Linked DNA regions of Mus musculus: region 1 is linked to region 2. Evidence: chromatin loops called from intact Hi-C (ENCODE). Cell type or tissue: left cerebral cortex. All regions are shown on one strand.

Region 1 (8,000 bases), 84 kb after region 2:
GCTGAATGCAAATTGCTTCTGGTGGTCCTTATGGACAGGTATTGAGAAGAAGGCATTTGCCAGATCAATAGCCCAGAAGCATGCAGGGCGTGCTGGGCCCAATGTAGAAAGTCAAGAGCGACTGCCATTACCTTTGAAAGGTACACTTGGCTAGGCCCACTGTACAGAGAAGCCCAGCAAGCTCAAAGAAAACAAATCATCTAGTTGGAATAACTGTATTTTCACCATTAAAAGGCTAGGTAATTAAATTACGACTTTTTTTTTTTTTTTTGAGATAAAGTCTCAATCAGGCCAGGCTGGTTTCTATAGCCAAGGATGACTGTGGGCTTCTGCTTTCACCACCTGAGTGTCAGGATGCAGGAACACACCACCATACCTGCATACATGGCGCTGCAGATGAAAGCCAGGGCTCCGTGCATGCTAGGCAAGCACTGTACCAACTGTGTTATGTACACACATAGCCAAGGGATGGTCAGGAAGTCCCACACCAAGCTGAGAAGACACTGGCAACTGGCAGATGCAGAGTATGGCCCATGGAAACTCAGCCAGACTCTAGTAGAAGGCCGCAGAGCCAAGAGGAGAAGCTGAGAAGCTGAGAAGACACTGGCAACTGGCAGATGCAGAGTATGGCCCATGGCAACTCAGCCACACTCTAGTGGAAGGCCGCAGAGCCAAGAGTGGTCCAGACTGGGCATGATGAGTACAACAGGGATGCAGACAGGACAGATGCTGGACAGGCAGAGAAGCGCAGTGGCAGGATGTGTGCACACTGAGGGGACAAGGCTGACAAGATTCAAGCATACGGAGGAAATTCCCAAAGAACTAAGAAAAACTTAACATAGCTCTGTTACAGTAAGCTCTAGAATCTAAATTGTTTTGAAAGATATACCCACAAAACTGAGGCATAAAATCTACATACTAATATTTTCTAGCATGGGTTAACTGCTTTTCAATGTATTTCACTATAGCCGAATAGTCAGTAATGCTGCTATATGGAATTGTGAAGAACCACAAAGAAACTCACAATTTTATAAGTTCCATGTATATTGTTTTATATGCACACACACACACAATTATTTATTAAAATTACCCTACAGAAGGCAATATGTCCCAGGAGCCACAGGTTGCCAAATAAAAAGTGCCAGGTGTGGGATACCTTCCCTCTAATTGGCAGTCAGGGCTGTCTACAGATCCCCAAACAATACAGGCTATTGCAACTACTCTTGGTTGGCAACTAGAACTTAATGGTAAAACCCTAGTACTGAAGACACCACATATTTTGATTATAATGCATGGATAAATCAAGGTGGTACTAACCAGGAAGCGCTGACCCTGCTGGCTAGCTTTCACAGAACTGGAAGGTGCTGTGACGGCTACTGGGAGGGGGATTGGGGGGAGGAGGATTGGGGGAGGGGGGAGTTGTTGGTCATCACCAGGCTTACCCAACTGTGAACCCTGTGAGCTATAAGCTACAATAATGACCGACACGGCAGGATATGGCCACAATGAAATTGTGTGTGTGTGTCTGTGTGCAGAGGGAGGAGTTAACTAACTACTTTTTGAGTGGATTTAAGGCTGACTCCAAGGGAGGAAATTCATGATACTGTAAATGTGGCCAAGAATCCATGGTTGAAGAACTTGAGGCTCCCTGAGTGATTTATTTTGCTAAGTGGGCATATTATCGAACTGTCCTCTAAATTCAAAGCCTTCTACCCATAGATCAGTTAGCTCTCCAACCTCGTAAGAGAAACGTCTTTGTGCAGTAATGATGGTCACTACAGAAACTCACACTGGTTAAAGTGCAGAAAACAAGTATGACAGGGTTATGAGCCAGGGGTTAGGAACAGGAAGGACTGAGCACAGCAGTTATCTTTTGAACATGACAGGCCCACTCATAACTGCAGCACTGTGACAGCCTACATGAGAGCTGCATAAGACCAAGTCAGCCAACATGGCAGTGTGAAAGAGGGAAGGGCTTCTGAGCTTCCATGCATGCTGAGAAGCTACTAACAACTGATGGCTTCTGAAGAAGGAGAGTCGGTTTCCTTTCAGAGTGGCCCTGGGAGGCTGACAACAATCTGGTGCATAGCTCCACACCACGAGTACATGGGCAGCAGCACGGATGGATTACAGAAAAGGAAAAGAGCATGTGAGTGGAGAAGGAGTGGAAAGCTGGGGAACTGAAATCAGGTGGCCAGGCTTGTATGGTGAGAGTCTCTACCCACATCTCACCCGCTCATGACAGTCTACATGGACATGCTACGTTGTATAACAGTCTTGAACATTAACACCTTATGCTTAAGGCAAAGAAGTGGATCTATATAATCGTTCCCTTTGATACTAACTAACTGTACCAGTGAAAGTATAAATGACCTCTGTCTTACTGATCGACTGCTGTGAAGAGATACCATGTCCAAGGCTACTTATAAAGGAAGGCATTTAAATAAGGGCCTGCTAACAGGTTCAAATGCTTAGTCCATTATCATCCTGGTGGGGAACAGACAGGTATGGCATTTAAGTAGTAGCTGGGAGCTTTACATGCCAAAAGTCGGGCAAGGGGGAAAGACAAAGACAGAGACAGAGACAGAGACAGAGACAGAGACAGAGACAGACGGAGGTGTAGGTACACAGTGGACCTATCATGGGCTTTTGAAATCTCAAAGCCCACACCCAGCGACATAGCTCCTCCAACAAGGCCACACCTCCTAGCCCTTCCCAAACAAATTATCAACTAAGGACTAAGCGTGTAAACATATGAGCCTATGGGGTGGGAGTGGGGGTTATTCAACTCCCCCCCACCCCGATCCTCCTAGCCTAAGGAGTCTGACTTACTTAACTGCAATAGAATTTAATGTTCACTCTAAGGTTTAAAATCTTACAGAAAGAAAACTGAGTTCACCAAATTAGAGCTAGCAATTAAACATATCATCCAGGCAGATATAGTGACCATGCCACTAAGTCCAGCACCCAAAGAGCAGGAGGCAGGAGAACTGCAAGTTCAGAGTTTGTCTGGACTTTCCCCAATCACCTATTATAAACTAAAACAAAACATCTCTTCCCACTTGAAAAACAAGTCTCCAAAATGCAACACGCTATCACATCTTCCCAGTTCACCTCTGAACAATGTGAATTTCTTTCTTCCTTTTGTTCTTGTATAATTTCTAAATTTTCTACAGATAGCTTTTACAAAGTAGGGTAGAAATAATAACCAGTAAATCATTAATTATAGATCTATAAAATAGATCTTTTTTATTTATGTGACAAGCTTCTGTTGTAAAGGCATCATTTCAGGTTGAAAATTCATAATGGTCTTCATGTATCAGTTTCAAGAATATAGGCAAAAAAGAAAATCAATAACCTGGTACTTTTGTACTTTATAAAAAGTGGCATTGGAGCCCTTAAATTACAGTCCTGAAGGCACAAGCCTATAAATTCAAGGCCCACCTGGGCAACTTAGTGAGATCTTAGCTCAAATAAAAAGAACAAAGGGGCCTGGGATACAGCTTGGTTCTCCATCCAGTGCCTGCCTCGCATGCACAAGGTTCAACCCAGGCAGGTTGCGAGGTGTCTGGACCAATCATACTCACACCTGCATAACAATCTATAAAGGAATCATGTTCAGAGAAACTTGTGAGAAATTTTTCTTCCTTAAAGGATACATAAGAAAGAGATGGTTCCTTTTCTGAGTGTGGGACTGTCAGCTCTGCATATAATGCCTAACTTTTATTTTATTTGTGTGTAGATGTTTTGACTGCACGTCTGTCTGTCCCCAAAAGGCTCCAAGTGGACTTGATCCTATTTTTTAAAAATCAAGCCATTCAAAAACCCCTCATTCCAAAATAGATCCTTTTCAGTCATTTTCCTATGACAGACAGAAACCATTTTATTCAACAGACTTAGATGATCCTGTCTGACAGAGAAAGAGAGGCTATGGAAAGAAAGCTCTTTCTAGTAAGCCTACTTCCTTCTCTGCCTTCAAATATGGCATCGTCACTGACCTGCACCCTACGCTGATGGAGAGAAAGAGAGGGCAGTTTGGCACTGGAGGTAGGGATATGGCAATAGTTTGCAGGAGAATGGCATCAAACAGTTCTCATATGATGACAGAAATGCTCTTCTTGAGATCTGTATTCCCCAAAGAACTGAAGCCTCACATGATAGGATAGCCTGCAGAGACGACACAGCAACAGAGAAAGAGGTGTCTGAGCTACTGAGGCAATCTCCTCCTAGTGACTGCTGAAGGCTTCATCAGAGGGTGGGTCTTACACATCCAAAAGATTCAAGCACCCATAGCCAAACAGTAGGCTGTGTATGCCTCTCCTGAGAACTGTGTACTTATACAGTCGCTCATCTAGTCCTTGGTGCTGGTGAGAAGAAGAAGCATGCTCAGCAGCATTTACAATTTGCTAAGTTTGACAAATCTGTGCTAGGTAAAAGCATCCAAGAGCAGGTTGGAAACAGAAATATTGGTGATTTTGTGAAAACTCACAATCTCTTAAGGTAAAAAAATTAAACCAGTGAAAGCATGTGATGATAGCTTTTTAAAAGAGATAACGTTTGGTAGTGAGAAAATTAACTAAACATTCACGAGAAGCCATGCAGCTGAAGTCAGCGCACTGACTAACAGAGCAGCTGTCAGTGCAGAGTGGGTTCCTGTGCTAATCCTGCTCTGACTCAGAGCTGAGTCTGAGAACCTGTCAGAAAGGTGCTCTCACAGTTAAGACAGCAGGCAGCAGCTGTGGAGCTCAGCGGGTTGCAGACCTCTCTTGCCTTTCAGACCCCGCTCTAGTTGGGAGCATTCGGGAACCAAGCATATGTAGTTCTTGTCACCACCATAGAGGGCAGTGAACCTCCAGTTCCACTAGTGTGAAGCTGTCACAGGCGGGATGTCTTCTGGACTTAGAATGAAGTCTGCTCTTACAGGGCTATACGGGCATAGTTTAGGTCACAGTGACAGAATACAGCTAGCTGCAATATAATTGATTGCCCCTATCTGAGAATTTAATAATAAACAGTCATTGCATGACTTATATGAACTGAATAAAAAGTGACTATTCAAATTTCTCCTAGGAAAGATGAGAAATAAAGTAGAAAATGAGACAGAAAAGGCACATTTTCTATGCATTTTGAGAGAGATTAAGAGGTAGAAATAAAGACCATTCATTACACATTTTATATATGTATTACATCTTTAACTCATAAACTTGTGCAATTAAACAACAACAAAAGGACAAAGACCACAGGCTTAGAGAAGCACAACGGAGACGCACTAGTTATTAGTGCATTAAATTCACTTTGAATTCTTGAGTGGCTATTTGCACAGTAGTCCCGTTCTATGTAGAACCCCCTGGGCAGCCTGGCTACTTGTCTCTCTACCTCCCCTTGTGTGTTTGGAGGGTGACAGGGCACGACAGTATGCTGTGGATTCCTCCTGTGAGCACACACAGCTCCACACCACAGGCTACTGCTCCTCAAGAGCAGATGTTCTCCCTCATAGCCAGCTCTGCAATGCACAACACCGACCTCTCTGTGGCTCTGCTGCCTCATCTGCATTGTTGTGGATGGTATGATGGTAAATCTCATGTATCAACTGGCTAGGCTATGGTACCTGGTAATTTAATCACAGGTCTAGCATTACTGTACACTTACTCTGCAGGGTATAACATCTATAGTTACTCTCAATCTTACAACAGGTATCATTTAGTAAGCTGTAAGACTAAGGAAAATGCATGGTTTCCTGCAGAAAGAAGAAATTCTGTCTCAAAACTTGAGTATCCACTCTTGCTACACTTCCAGCCTGCTATCATGCCCTACATAATTCAGACTTGCCAGCCCCAACAATGGTGTGAGCCAATTCTTTAAAATAGACCAGCTACAGCTACAGTCATAGCTCCTGCATAGCGATAGTCCAGAGCTCCTTCTGTTTCTCTAAGAGCAAGCAGACCCAGATGGTACCGCCCACCTTTCTGCCTTCTGAGTGGAAACCCCCAATCTCCCCCTCTAAGCTGTGCACCTGCCAAGACTGGACATGGAATCCAGAAGGTCTACAGGACTGAGGGACACATGGTGCCCCTGACCCCAGGGGATGACGTTCAATAGCAGAAGCTGACGGAACCTGATGGAGACAGTCTTCTCTGCCCCTCCTTGTGCGACTTGTTCCCAGGCTGGAGACTGGAGCATAAGAAGGGCCACCCTTTCATTTTTTTTTTCTTACAGTTTTCTATGATACATTTAATTCAAATCCTAATTAAAGTAAAATTTGCCTATGTTTATACTTTTCTTTCTTGAAAATATAATAGAAGATACATAGCAAATCTTTTTTTACACCAAAGCCTTAGACCCTTAGAGAAAGGTCCTCTGCTTTTTTTTTTATTAGATATTTTCTTTATTTAAATTTCAAATGCTATCCCGAAATTTCCCTATACCCTCCCCCTGCCCTGCTCCCTTACCCACCCACTCCCACTTCTTGGCCCTGGCGATCCCCTGTACTGGGGCATATAAAGTTTACAATAGAAAGGTCCTCTGCTTAAATATTCCAAGTTGCTAGAAATTATTCCTGCTTAATATGTTTAATAATAGAGAAAGAGGGAAAAGCAAATGGTAAGGTGGCTAATTTAAACACAAATACAGTAAAGTTACACAAAATTTCAAAGGACTAAGTAAGTATTCCAATGAAAAGACATGGACTGGCAGATGGGACAGACAAAGACTAATGAGACACTGCTTGTAAGAATCATACTTTAAACAACGCAAGCTGCAGAAGTACACCATGTAGACACTAAATCAGATCTGCGAAACCCTATTGGTCAGATAATAAACCCTACTAATCAATCTTAAGGCAGGAAGCACCAACAGATAAAATGCAAAACTCATAAGGACAAAAGGACAATTCTATTGGAAAGTGATTCCGTTAGGCACCTAATGGAATCTTGATATAAACAACTATCTAGCAAGGATGTGGAGAAAGAGGAACACTCCTCCATTGCTGGTGGGATTGCAAACTGGCACAACCACTCTGGAAATCAATCTGGCGGTTCCTCAGAAAATTGGAAATAGTTCTACCTGAAAACTCCTGAGCCCTACCATACCACAAGGACATGTGCTCCACTATGTTCATGCAGCCTTATTCGTAATAGCCAGAAGCTGGAAACAACCCAGATGTCCCTCAACTGAAGAATGAATACAGAAAATGTGGTACATTTCCACAATGGAATACTATTCAGTTACTAAAAAGAAGAACATCATAAAATTTTGCAGGCAAATGGATGGAACTAGAAAATATCATCCTGAGTGAGGTAACCCAGACCCAAAAGGATATGCTTGGTACATACTCATTGATAAGTGGATATAAGCTAAAAAGTACAGAATAGTCAAGAAGCAACCCACAGACCTTAAGAAGTTTAAGAAGAGGGAAGGCCTAAGTGAGGATGCTCTAACTCCACTTAGAAGGGGGAACAATAATTCTGGATGGGAGGCAGAGGGAGGGAGGGAACCAGATGTGAGAGGGGAGAGGGAGGAGGAAAGTGGAGCAGGATCAGGGATGGGGTGGGGGAGACAGAAGAGAAGCCCAGAGGGCCAGGAGAATGAATGGAAATATGCAGTTGTGGGGCATGGCGTAGGGGGAATCTCTAGAAAGTCCCAAAGAATAGGGATGTGAGAGGCTCCCAGGACTCAGTGGGGATGATGTTAGCCAAAATGTTCAACAGGGGGGAGATGGAACCTGAAGAGACCACCTTCAGTAGATAGACAGGGGCTCCAGTGGAGGGAGGGGATCACCAACTTCAAAACTTTTGACCCAGAATGAGAGGGGAACAGAAATGTAGGGGCAAAAGCGAATCAGAGACTGAAGGAAAGGCCATCCCATGACCAGCCTAACTTGGAATCCCTCCCATGGGTGGGCACCAAATCCTGACACTGTTACTGATGCCATGCTGTGCTTGTAGACAGGAGCCTAGCATGGCTGTCCTCTGAGAGGCTCCACCAGCAGCTGACTGAGACAG
Region 2 (8,000 bases):
AAAATATGTTGTATCACTAGTGTGATGATATAATTTGGTGATTATTATACCAGGGCAAGGGATAAACATTTTTTGTTTCTTTTAATTTTTAATATTTATTATTATTAAGATTGGATGTCACTTAGTAGCCCAAGTTGGCCCGAATACAGCTAGCCATAGACTCTCAAAAGTTCTTCTCATACTCAGCTTCCAACGTGTTGGGCTTAGATAAAACATTTTTTTCAGGTTTTTGCACATTTACGTGTTATAGAACAAGCCTGTTCTAGCACACTTGTTTATCTGAATCACCTGGCCTTGGACTCAATGTGGAATCCAGAGCTTGGGCTGCAGCCCTCTCCCCTCCACTCCTTCAGTGCTGCAATGACAAGCCTACTTGCTCTTACACACCTGCTTTTAAAATTCAACGTTGGAAGCATCTGTCAGTTGTCCTGATCAGCTAGCCAAGTGAAATCTTAGCCTCGAATTCCCACCACTTTGCATAGTTAATGAATGGCCACTGGTCTCTGGTCTAACCCTGAACAAGCTCACACTCTTTCTTCACATCCCTTGTCCCAGCCTCTGAGTGGCTTGACACTATTCAGCCACCTTCACTGCAACGTCCCATAGCCTCCCTGAGGTCAGCTTGTGCCCTGTGCTTTCCACATATTCTCTGTGATTTTATCAAACCGCCTCTGAATTTTTAATGACTCACACAGACAGCATGGTGACCCAAGACTAGCACCATGACTGGAACTCACGGTCATTACCCAGCCTCCCTTGGGTGGTGATATGACATGCCAGAAAGTCCAGGCCTTGCCCCTTCCTGGGTTGAAATCAGAGGGCAAAACTGTGCATAGAGTGCCATGATGGCTGATGACTTCTCAGTCAGCAACTGTGCACTGAGGCTGAACAGACATCTTCTGTGCAGTGAAATGAAGGCAGCAGGAGCTTTTCCTGCGGAAGTGCTACACTTCCCTCACACTCCCTCACACTTCCCTCACACTTCCCTCACACTTCCCTCACACCCCCTCACACTTCCCTCACACTCCCTCACTCCCTCACACTTCCCTCACACTCCCTCACACTTCCCTCACACTCCCTCACACTTCCCTCACACTCCCTCACACTTACCTCACACTTCCCTCACACTCCCTCACACTTCCCTCACACTCCCTCACACTCCCTCACACTTCCTCACACTTACCTCACACTTCCCTCACACTCCCTCACACTTCCCTCACATTCCCTCACACTTCCCTCACACTCCCTCACACTCCCTCACACTTACCTCACACTTCCCTCACACTCCCTCACACTTCCCTCACACTTCCCTCACACTCCCTCACACTTCCCTCACACTCCCTCACACTCCCTCACACTCCCTCACACTTCCCTCACACTCCCTCACTCCCTCACACTTCCCTCACACTCCCTCACACTTCCCTCACACTTCCCTCACACTCCCTCACACTTCCCTCACACTTCCCTCACACTCCCTCACACTTACCTCACACTTCCCTCACACTTCCCTCACACTTCCCTCACACTCCCTCACTCCCTCACACTTCCCTCACACTACCTCACACTTCCCTCACACTCCCTCACACTTCCCTCACACTCCCTCACACTTCCCTCACACTCCCTCACACTTCCCTCACATTCCCTCACACTCCCTCACACTTCCCTCACATTCCCTCACACTTCCCTCACACTGCCTCACGCTTCCCTCACACTTCCCTCACACTGCCTCACACTTCCCTCACACTTCCCTCACACTCCCTCACACTTTCCTCACACTCCCTCACTCTTCCCTCACACTTCCCTCACACTCCCTCACACTTCCCTCACACTCCCTCACACTTCCCTTACACTTCCCTCACACTTCCCTCACACTCCCTCACACTTCCCTCACACTGCCTCACACTTCCCTCATACTCCCTCACACTTCCCTCACACTTCCCTCAGACTCCGGCACACTCTGGCACAGGGAAGGATTCTGCTTAGATAGTTCACAACTACTGCTTACTCCCTAATTCATTTAATTTTATGGACAGAGCTAAGCACTCCAGGATGTAGCCCAGGATGACTTGGAACATCAGGTCCTTCTACATCCTCAATTCAGAAACTATAAACCGGTTCTAACGTGTTTTTTCATATGGTGCTGGGAATAGAATCCTGAGCTCTGTACATGTTAGACAACCATTCTACAAACTAAGTCCCATCCATTATGAAAATATGTATGAACATTACTATTTCCTGCTTTTTAAAACAGTGTGATATAGTTTTATTTGTGCTAATATGAAAAGTTTATAATTACTTTGTATCTTGTGCAAATCTGAACATGGGCTCACATGTATAGTTTCAGCAGGAGGTGGCAGCAGTATCTCTGAGAGTTCAAGACAAGCCCAGGCTATAGAATTATCTTGGAAATCTGGGCTGCTCATCAAATTCTGTCTCAATTAAAGAAGAGGAGATGTGTGTGTATGCATGCTTTTTTTGACTTGCTCAGCCAAAAGCACCTGTGATTATTTTGAGAATTATTAATCACGTTCAGGAGAAAGAATCTTCATTAGTTGCATTTAGAATTTTGCCTGGTTAAAATTGTTTGCTGTTACATATTCAAATAACAAAAACCTCATGAATTGTGCTTTAAGAGAAAGCTAGTGTACCCCGAGAGGAAGCCTGCACACATCTTCTAATAATAAACCAAAAACCTGATAGTGCAAGGCCTCCAGAGCCTTCCTAATATGACAGCGCATCTGATGGGTAATGAAGCGACTCTGGGAGTGCTGACTCCCCAGAACATCCTCTTAGAAGAGAAAACAAGAACGAACATGAGCTGTGCGTGCTTTATCACCTCCTAGATGGTTTAATGGCAAGTCCCGGTTTCCTGAACTTATCTGTCGTTTCCCTACATTCATGATGTCCCCTGGTATTTATGAGCAAAACAGAAAAGTCAAGTGACTTAGCCAAGGTCAGTGACCAAGAGTAAAGTTAGTATTTATCTTTGGGCTCTTCTGTTTGTGAGTCAGCTTTCCAGGACTGTGATAAAACATCGGAGATGAACAACTTACAAAGAAGAGCGGTTTCTTTTGGCTCAGTGATGGGAATATTTCAGTTCCTGATGGACTCGTCCCGGTGTTTTTAAAGTGGTCATACTGAACCTCACAGTGGGCATACGTGCCACATCTTACACCTGAGACTCTCAGCAGGTTGCTGTCACTCATGTAATCCCTGAAGAACATGACCAGAGGGGAAGGAAACCACAGGCGGCTGTTGTCTGTTGCCAAGTACCTCTGTCGCCCCAGGAATCAAGTACCAAGTACCTCTGTTGCCCCAGGAATCAAGTACTAAGTACCTCTGTTGCCCCAGGAATCAAGTACCAAGTACCTCTGTTGCCCCAGGAATCAAGTACCAAGTACCTCTGTCATCCCAGGAATCAAGTACCAAGTACCTCTGTCGCCCCAGGACTCAGAAGAGATTAGGTTGGTTTGGTTTTTTGTTTGTTTGTTTGTTTGTATGTTTGTTTGTTTTCGGTACATAAAGCCTTGCCTACTTGTGAGCCCTTTCAGAACACAACTGTTGTTACTTATTTGGTTATAACGGAAAGTAAAGCACTGCCTATGAATGATGGATTTATGGAGCTTTTTTTTTTTTTTTAAAGAGTCACAAAGGTCACTGCAGAGGTATGTATGTGCACATTGTGAGCTGCACATACGGTTGTGGGTTGTGGTGTCAATGTGTAGCAGCCTGAGGCTGTGGGTGGGCACACAATAGGACCCTGTGGATTTGCTGTAAAGCATGCCCTGGCTGCCTGCTGAGTGCATCTCTCCCTGTAGGAGGGGTCTCATTGTTAGGAGCTTTGAGCAGAGTGAGCCAACTTGCTCCCTGCTAGTCTCCAGCAGGATCCTGACCAACTAACTAGCTTCCATCATCTATCCGTTGTTCAAATCTCTTGCTATTTTTGAAAGATCAACGCTTGGATGCGGGCAAGCAAGGAAAAAGGAATGACAGAAAGCTTCGTGCAACATTTCAGGGACTTTTTGGAAGGCCAAGTGCAATGTGAAACCTGTCCAACCAAGGGCAATCTCCCAGTCTGGAATTTTCCGAGCGTTAATATTTTTCTATCGTGAACTCAAATCCCATCGTGCCTCCCCAAACACACACTCTTCCCCGCATTGCCACAGGCACATCCGTTTACACAGAGGTTTACATAACGAAGCCAAAACAGACAAGGAAGCACAGGCCAGACGAACAGCCTGGAGAGGGTTAAGTTCAGCCAGTGGTATTGACACAGCGTTTTCTTTCCAGACCACAGAGCTGCGCGCTGATGCTATCTCTGTAATTCTTCGTGCAGCATTCTCAAAGCCCCTTTATTCAGATCCTCAATGCAGAAGGTAGGGTTGGGCCTGAAGAGGTGGTTAAGTCCCAGGCAGAGGTGGAAACATGACCCAGGACTCCTGACGCACAGCCTTTGTCCTTTCAGCTCTACCACGCCAGCCACCTTCCTGTCAGGTGTCTGGTAAGCAGGTTAACTGATCTGTCGATTAGGAGCCGCCAGCCTACGTGCAGCGACTGGGGAACGCAGCCCTTCCCGGTGTCTGCCTTGCCAGCGCTAACTGCAAACCAGTGACGCAAACTGTCTCACGGAGAACCTCATCAAGCACCTCGCCGAGAGTAGCCTAGGTCGGCTAAGAAGCCAAACTTAGGCTGCGACCCCGTAGTGCTCCTCAGAGCTCGCTGACGACAAGCCTCCCGGAATGCTTTCGGGCTGGTCCAGGAGCCAGCCAGGGGAGAGTCGGCTTTATTCATTAATTGAGACAGAAACGGCATATCCCTATGACATTAAACGCAAAATGTTGAGGTTGGGAAAGGGGAAGAGAAGGAAAAAGGAGGCGAGGAAAGAGGGAGAGAGGAGGCGGGGGGGAATAGGAGGAGGAGAACCAGGGAAAGGAGGCGGGGATGTCTGAGCCATTGGTTTTCAATAAGAGTTGCACAGACAAGGAAGGAGAAGAGAGGGGGACGGAGGAGGGAGAAAAGAGAGAGGGAAGAGCAGAAGGGGTGAGAGAGGAGTGGGAGGAGAAAGGAAAGGGAGGGTGTGTGGGGGAGGCCCTGAGTTATGATGCACATGAACTTGGCCAAGGCTCTTTCGCGGCCCCCCGCGGCGGGCTTTCCCACGCAGTCAAGGTGACCCGGTGATCTATGGGGCTGTGGTGGTCGTCGTTTCGAGGTGGGAGGGCTGCCCCCTCCGCAGGGGCCCCTGGGGCGCCGCCCGCGTGACTGTCACCGGTCACGCGGCAAGACTCAGGCAGGGACAATGAGAAAAGCCAGCGGGAGCCGCGGGGCTCCGCTGAGGCTGCCGCTGCTCTTTTGCAGGGCCGGGCCCCGCGGGCTCCCTTCCTCCCTCCTGGGACCCACTCCAGGAGCCTTGCCGCCTGTCTGGTGTAACTTGTCTGAAACCCAGGAGTCAAGACGAAGTCCTGAAGAAAGCACTTCAGACTGTTTCCAGGCCTCAAGAGATAGCTAAACTTATTAATGCTGTCTCCCTTTTATTGGATGTGTGCCTCAAAGAGCATTTTTCTCACCCTATTCAATTAGTTACAAGTCTCTTCCCTTACGTTTATGTAATCTGAGCTAGGACCACTTGGGACTAGTGGCCTGACTGCCTCTCCCTGAACAGGGACCAGAGCATTGCTGCCACTTGCCAGCTGACCCCAGGCCACTGCAGTCTAGCCTCATTCGCTTGCTTCTATCCTTCCCAGGGAGCTTCATTTCTAGAGAAAGTTTCCTTTTCCACGCAGTTTATGCGTCCCGAGGCCTGGGCCCACACTAACTTCTGTGTGAAAGTTGGTGTGCTGAGCTCAGGCCAAGGCCAAGCTCTGTTCTCGACAGACCCTCCAAGGTACATATTAATAACCACCTGCCTAGTTCTCATCATGTGCTTTATAATGTCTTCTTTAAACCCTCAACAGCCTGTTTTATGATGGTCAAAAAAGCTTGGGATAGGTGAGATGGCTCAGTGGGCAACAGTACTTGTCTCTAAGCCAGACTAAACTTTGATTTCCTGGATACACGTGGAGGACCCCATCAAGTTGTTCCCTGACCTGGGAGGAAACACAAAAGTCAGATGTGATCAATTTATTATTATTATTATTATTATTATTATTATTATTATTAGTTTTTCCAGGTAGTTTCTTTCTGTAACCCTGGTTTGTTTTCTCTCTCTCTCTTTCTCTCTCTCTCTCTCTCTCTCTCTCTCTCTCTCTCTCTCCCTCCCTCCCTCCCTCCCTCCCTGTACACCAGGCTTGCCTCAAAGTCAGAGACTCACCTGCTTCCTGAGTGCTGGGATTTTTAAATAAATAAATAAATAAATAAATAAATAAATAAATAAATAAATAAATAAATAAGCAAGCAAGCTCTGTGGAGGTTCTGGACTTCAAGAACTTACCCAAATCTCATTATTGTGAGTGGCAGGGTCTGTCTGCTGGAGACACGGGTACCTCTGTCAGTGTTGGAAAGATATAGTATATAAAATCACAAAGAACAGGGGTGTTTTCTTTTTGATTAGACCCTGGTTTCCAAACCTAGCAGGTAGAAACAATGGCCCTTCTCACCCACAGGCCCTGGCTTTGTTTTGTTTTTTTGTTTTTGTTTGTTTGTATTTAAACCTCTCTTTAGTCATCTCCCACAGCTGAGATTTCAGCCAGCAGGACAGTCAGTCAGTGCACCAATCCTGGGCCAGCCAGCAGGACAGTCAGTGCACCAGTCCTGGGCCAGCCAGCAGGACAGTCAGTGCACCAGTCCTGGGCCAGCCAGCAGGACAGTCAGTGCACCAGTCCTGGGCCAGCCAGCAGGACAGTCAGTGCACCAGTCCTGGGCCAGCCAGCAGGACAGTCAGTGCACCAGTCCTGGGCCAGCCAGCAGAACAGTCAGTGCACCAGTCCTGCTAGCCACGGTTCTGCATTCCTGCTATGTGTTTGCATAGGTCCTTTATCTAAGTGGACATGTGCACTGCTTGTCCTTTTGTGAGTGCCTTCTTCCACTTAGCATCGTGTCTTCATTCTCTATCCATTTTGTAACACTTATGGCGGCTACTTTTATTTAAGAGGCAGAATCATAATCCACCGTGCAATATTTCATTTTATTAATGGAGTGTTTATACTCCATTTGTCCACTAATAAACACTTCTGCATTCATGGGATATTCTTCTGAAGACAGTGGCTGGGAAATGATATGCCTATTCTGTGCCCATACAGAGGTTACTAGCCGTATCTGGCCCCTGTTCTTATGAGAGCATTCAGACATGCAGACTCGGGGGTGCAGAGGAAGGAAGAAGAACACCTGCACGCTGAGGGGACCTCGGGAGACAGGCAACCTTCCAGCCTGTGATCATCAACATCACATCTCCAGAACCATGAGAGAATATATTTCTGTGGTGAAAGCGGCCCAGGTCTGCCATAGCAATTGGTACTGGGGAACTGATTCTCATCTGGGTACCTGTGCCCCCGTCTTTTCCATTCCTTTATATTCCTGCCTCTTCTTTATAAATAAAAGGTGTGTGCGTTTGGAACTTCCTTCCTACCTTTTTTGCCCCTCCAAGAGCTTAAGTCCTTCAAAGACTCCTAGGACCTGACTCTTAAAGTTTGCAGCCTTTTATTTCCTCAATTCGCAGCTGGATTGCTTTGATACTCTGGTCAAAAGGCCATGTTCTCAATGGGGCTCAGCTCACAGACAAGTTCCAGGGCAGCCTGCCTCCTCTGCACCAGACAGAACAAGGGAAGATGGGGGGGGGGGTCCTGATGAGAAGGCAGAATGCCATGGGGAAAAGGGCAAGAGCCAAGAAAGTCCGCTTTTGTGTCTTGGGGAAAATACTGATTAGGTTTCGGGACTTTGAGCCATTCTGGGTCCTTAGCTCAGCAGAGACTTAACATTTGCAATCATTTTCCCAAAAGCTTTTAATTACATCATCTTGTAAAGTTATTTCTGGAGGAAAGGAGGAGTCAGAATAGGACCCATGGTCA

Evidence for each region. Hi-C counts contacts between places; a loop is a spot of excess contacts. Peaks named below come from ENCODE experiments on the same cell type or tissue, not always from the same donor. Only the 100,000 strongest peaks of a DNase experiment are listed, where the experiment ranks them.
Region 1: a loop joins it to region 2, with 4 times the contacts of the local background. A loop is called at or near these places in 4 of 42 quality-filtered maps.

Annotation. Positions count from the first base shown.
Region 1 is chr3:8,846,238-8,854,237 of GRCm38, forward strand. All of the region lies in intron 2 of Mrps28 (mitochondrial ribosomal protein S28), which reads right to left. Among named protein-coding and RNA genes, the nearest start is that of Gm52600, 50 kb to the right of the region's middle. In left cerebral cortex, a CTCF peak has its summit at 4,838; DNase peaks (open chromatin) are centred at 4,719 and 5,886.
Region 2 is chr3:8,762,447-8,770,446 of GRCm38, forward strand. It overlaps Gm52598 (a long non-coding RNA gene), which reads right to left and starts at 60. Exons shown (of 2, transcript XR_003954432.1): 1 at 1-60. Gm52599 (a long non-coding RNA gene) reads left to right here and starts at 4,194. Exons shown (of 3, transcript XR_003954434.1): 1 at 4,194-4,376; 2 at 4,466-5,881; 3 at 7,236-7,584. In left cerebral cortex, no CTCF peak of the experiment used is centred here; DNase peaks (open chromatin) are centred at 4,230, 4,499, 5,074 and 5,310; H3K4me3 peaks cover 1,626 bases; H3K27ac peaks cover 1,941 bases.